Regions from separate parts of the Homo sapiens genome. Here region 1 is linked to region 2. The links are chromatin loops, found by intact Hi-C in ENCODE. Cell type or tissue: heart right ventricle. All regions are shown on one strand. Region 1 overlaps SIL1 (SIL1 nucleotide exchange factor). Region 2 overlaps SIL1 (SIL1 nucleotide exchange factor).

The links. A loop is a pair of places that touch in the nucleus more often than their neighbours do. Peaks named below come from ENCODE experiments on the same cell type or tissue, not always from the same donor. Only the 100,000 strongest peaks of a DNase experiment are listed, where the experiment ranks them.
Region 1: a loop joins it to region 2, with 1.9 times the contacts of the local background. A loop is called at or near these places in 5 of 110 quality-filtered maps.

The regions. Positions count from the first base shown.
Region 1 is chr5:139,136,314-139,138,813 of GRCh38, forward strand. The region is part of intron 1 of SIL1 (SIL1 nucleotide exchange factor); the gene reads right to left. Among named protein-coding and RNA genes, the nearest start is that of SIL1, 61 kb to the right of the region's middle. In heart right ventricle, a CTCF peak has its summit at 1,517 (motif pointing left); no DNase peak of the experiment used is centred here; H3K27ac peaks cover 615 bases.
Region 2 is chr5:138,971,620-138,974,119 of GRCh38, forward strand. All of the region lies in intron 7 of SIL1 (SIL1 nucleotide exchange factor), which reads right to left. LOC124901079 (a long non-coding RNA gene) reads left to right here. Exons shown (of 2, transcript XR_007058954.1): 2 at 1-2,500. Among named protein-coding and RNA genes, the nearest start is that of LRRTM2, 98 kb to the left of the region's middle. In heart right ventricle, a CTCF peak has its summit at 1,454; a DNase peak (open chromatin) is centred at 837; H3K27ac peaks cover 2,500 bases.

The sequences.
Region 1 (2,500 bases), 160 kb after region 2:
AGGCTGTGGCAACCTCATACCTGTTGAAGACGAAGAGGTAGACAGGGCTAAGGCAGGGCAAGAGTTTCAGTGCTATCAACACAGAGGTGATCATCAAAGCAACAGGAGCAGAGCGACTATCTTTCTAGGGAGAAACCTTAGAGAGAAAAGGACAGCGGACCAAGCATAGTCTTCAACTCATGGCTGCACGTTAGGAAAAGGGAGCAAGCAAGGAAACCAGAGGAGCAGCCACATGATTAGTGCAGACCTACACAGGTCAAAAGAGTGGAGAATCCTGAGAAAATCCAGTTGTAGGCAACAATGTCAGGAGATCAGTCACTGGATTTGGCAATGAGGCAGTCAGAGGGCCCTTCAAAAGAGTGTCCACAGATGAAGACATAGAGGCACAAGGGTAGGCCACTCCAAAAGGCTCAATGGGTCCACTAAATTTTGAAGATTTGAGGCCACATTTCTAAATGTGATTTTTCAACATTTCACTAAAGTCTTAATGAGAAAAGAGAAAAAAAAATTCCTCCATGGGTGCAACAGAGGGATTCTTCAATACCATACATAAGTTCCTATGATTGATGAAGAGCTACCCCACAACACACATGACCTCAGGACAATGATGGGCATCAGTCACTCCAGCAGAAGGAGGGGGCAGGGAGGTAAAATTTCTAAGAAGAAACTCCCATCAGACACAATTCTACCTTCTCTGGGCTCTCAGCCATGCCTCAGACTGCCCGGAGGCTTTAGTCCTTCCACTTTGTGGAAATGTAATAATAACTCCGCCATGGCGGAGACAGAGAAATACCCTAGTGCCACCCCTTCCCCCAGCATTCAAATATACTATCTGGGCATCCCAGAGGAAAATTAATTCTGTCAAATAATAATTATAGTCAACATTTATAGAGAACTTTCCATGTTGCAAGCAAAGTATTAGTTCATTTACTCTTCACGACAACCCTCTGAGGTGGTTCCAATATGCTGCTCATTTTACCCATGAGGGGACCAAAATTCAGAGAGGTTAAGTAACGTGCCAGAGTTCATGCAGCCACAGAGCAGTAGAGTCAGAATTCAAAGCCAGTTTGGCCCCAAAGCCATGCTCTTTCCATAGCCGTGCTGTCTCTCGAGGGGTCTGTGAAATCAGCCACAGAAACTGGACTCATCATTTTATTTGTTCTGCAACAGTATAAATAAAAAGGCACATTTTGTGTCAGGACAGAAATTTTTTTTTTAATTTTATTATTATTATACTTTAAGTTTTAGGGTACATGTGCACAATGTGCAGGTTTGTTACATATGTATGCATGTGCAATGTTGGTGTGCTGCACCCATTAACTCGTCATTTAGCATTAGGTATATCTCCTAATGCTATCCCTCCCCCCTCCCCCAACCCCACAACAGTCCCCGGTGTGTGATGTTCCCCTTCCTGTGTCCATGTGTTCTCATTGTTCAATTCCCACCTCTGAATGGGTGCTGGGAAAACTGGCTAGCCATATGTAGAAAGGACAGAAATTTTTAAATGAGCCTACTGGGGCCCTCTTGTGGAAAGACCCACCTCTACCATGTTCTAGTTTCTGCACCACACACAAACACACACCACACACACGCGCACACACACACATACCACACACAGGCACCTTGATTACTAAATGCCCTTGGCACAGACCAGCCAAGGCATAGGCACAGGCATTCAGGAAGAAGAAATCCCTTGACTCAGATTGCAGCCAGGCTTCCTTTGTGACTTGATCCCTTAAACTCCTATCACTCAAGCTTCCTAGCTATACACGAAGCAAAAGCATCCCTGCTCCCCTTCATGGAGCCCAGTGCCAGGCACACACACACATATACACACACACACACACACAAACCACAACCACACACACCACGTATATACACACACCCAACTGTCTGGCAAGAACTTGACACCTCGCCCCTCCATGCAGAAAATACACAAGACAGAAGTATTTCTACATGGCAGACAAAGACGGAGTCTTCTTTGGTGAATGGGGCTTGCCTAAGCATACCAGCAGTTGACCAGATGAATCAGAGGAATACTCAGGTCCTAGTCTGTACTTTCCAGTAGGTCCTAGACTGTAAGCTCCTAGCAAGATACAGACAAGGGGACCTACTCCTTATACCTGATCCTTGACCCTGCCTGAGGTACCGGGAGTGATCAGCCCATGTCTGATAACAACCAAGGTTACAAGAAGCTCCATTCCCTTCCAACCCACTACAGTGTAATAGGAAGAATGCAGGCTCTGGATTTTGAGCCAAGTCTCCCCTACTAGCTGTGTGACTTTGGGCCAGATGCTTAACCTCTACAAGTTTCAACCCCTTCATCTATAAGAGGACTTGATAGTAACTATTTAGTATGACTGTCTATATTAAATGAGATGACATAGAGCATATAGCACAGTGCCTGACACAAAATGAGGGCTCATAAAGCTTATAGCTCTCACTACTATTATTAGAGAAAATTCTGAGCAAAGAATAGGATAAGCAAAAGCAGCGAGGG
Region 2 (2,500 bases):
GGGGATGAGGCTCAGCCCAGAGTTGCTCCCCATTCACACCAATGGTTTCACAGGATAGCTCTCTATTCCAATATACCCCTACATCCTGGAGAGGGAGGGAAACTCAGCATAATAGCTGCAAAAGTAGAAAACTTCCCACATCCCCAGCACCACAAAAGCTGCCACTTTGCTCAATGCCTAGCACAAAGGGCTCACAGTGGGGCTCTCCCCACAACCTGGCTTGAAGGAAGAGAGGTCCTTGGCCTTTCCTCACCTCCAGGGCCCACGGCACACTCTTCTAACATCCTCACTGGGCTCCAACCAACAGGCTCAGTCATCTCTCTGGCTAAATATCAAAGCAGCTTCCCTTCTCAAGCGTGTCCAAAACTCAGGTCTCCTTCAGGCCACACAGATGACACCCTCCAAAAGCCCAGAATGAGCTCTGTAGGGTCCCTGGGGAGAGCTGAGACATAGGAGGCCTCGTTGTTCCAAGGCCAGCTGGGGATAAGGGTTATGGGGACCTTTGGAAGCCAGATCCAGCAGGAGAATCATGAGGCTTCAGTTCCTGAGCTCTGCACATTCTTAAGTGATTCCGTTGACTTCACCAACAACCTGGGGCCCGCCGAAAGCAGTGGTGCTAGCCAACATCTGGTCACCAAGTTCTTTCTGCCACCATTACTTGTCCACTGAGCCTGTCCCTAGAAATGCAGAAAGACAAAGCTCAGCTCCCATGTGGAGTACTTAAATGCTCTAGCCATGCCTGGTACTCACAGCCACATTTGAAGGTCTGGTTCAACGCAGCCATGCTGGGTCCAGATGTAAGAACCTCAAGCTGGGCTAAAAAGCAGCTTTCCCATGGGTGAACCCTCTGGCTCAGAGCTCCTCAGGCTGGCTCTGCTGCTGCTCCACACATGCCACAATTTACTACAGCTGTTAAGAGCCCCAGAGACAAGAAAGCTCCTCCTTCCCACTTGTTCCCTGCCCTTCTTCAGCACAGGCTGGAACCAAGCACCAGCCAAACCTGGAGAGAACCTCAGAAACTATGACCCCACCCCACAAACTGAGCTCACACAATTTTTCTTGAGCCACAAACTAATTTTTGTTAATCCCAGAGAAACAGTTCAAACAGCAACTAACCTTTTTCTTCCTTCACAACTATTAAACTTGGACAAATACCTCAAAATAGTACATGAACCAAGAGTTTAATCCTTCTCCCCAGAGGCAAAGAGAGGACTATGTGGGTAACATGAGGGTAAAACCCTGGGTCCACCAAGTCCAGGACAAACGGGTCCTGGGTCCTCAGGCAAGGGGGACAGAGGGGCAATAAGAGCAGAAGGGAGGACAACCCAGGGCTGAGGCCCCAGTGATGGGGGTAGAGAAGCCCTTGTTCAGTCCCAGCATGGAGCTGAGGCTGGCCACAGTATTCCTACAGTACAGCAGGAGCGACACCTGCCTGCCACCTGGCTGAAGGGATCTGGGCAAACTGATGAGTCCACCCCCAAGCCCAAGCCAATTAAAGGTTATCCTTATACAATTAAAGGTTGTGTAACATATGTAACAAACCTGCGCGTTGTGCACAGGTACCCTAGAACTTGAAGTATTTAAAAAAAAAAAAAAAAAAAAAAGGTTGTGTAAGAATAAAGTGGCCCAGAGAATGATCATGAATGCTAAAACACAGAATCCAAAGGGCTCATGCCAGAAAACCCAACAGCAACTTCTGTGTCTTATTTTATAATAAGTAATTTAAATAATTATAAATCATGTAAGTTCATGGTAAAGAAAAAAAAAATCAAGCAGTATAGAAGAGTGCAAAATAGAAAGGAAAAGTCCCTGTTTCTCAGACCATCAGAGGTAAGAGCAGAGTTTTTTCTTTTTTCTTTTGAGACAGGGTCTCGCCCTGTCACCCAAGCTGGAGTACAGTGGTGTGATCACAGCTCACTACATCCCTGAGCTCCCAGGCTCAACTGATCCTCCTGTTGCAGCTTCCTATGTAGCTGGGACTAGACATATGCCACTGCACCTGACTAAATTTTTTTTTAATATAGAGCTGAGGTCTCACTATGTTACCCTCAAACTTCTGGGCTCAAGTGATCTTCCCGCCTCCCAGAATGCTGGGACTACAAGTGTGAGCCACCGTGTCCAGCCTTGACTAATTTGTTGTTGTGATTGTAGAGACTAAGTCCCACTATGTTGCCCAGGCTGGTCTCAAACTCCAGGCTCAAGTGATCCTCCTGCCTCAGCCTCCCAAAGTTCTAGGACTACAGGCATGAGCCATCACGCCCGGCCCAGATTTTTATATCACATATTTAAAAATATATGTGCAATATAAATTTATATATAAATCTTTACCCATTTACTTTTTATATGAATGGATCACGCTTCTACACATGCTATTTTCAATGTAGAGACCCTACTCTCCAGAAAGAAGAGGCTCCTCAGGTCTCTCCGTGCACCCCTTGATATCAAATTGAGCAGCAAACAGAAGAGAACAGGGGTGGCTGGTCATATTTTAAAAGACTCC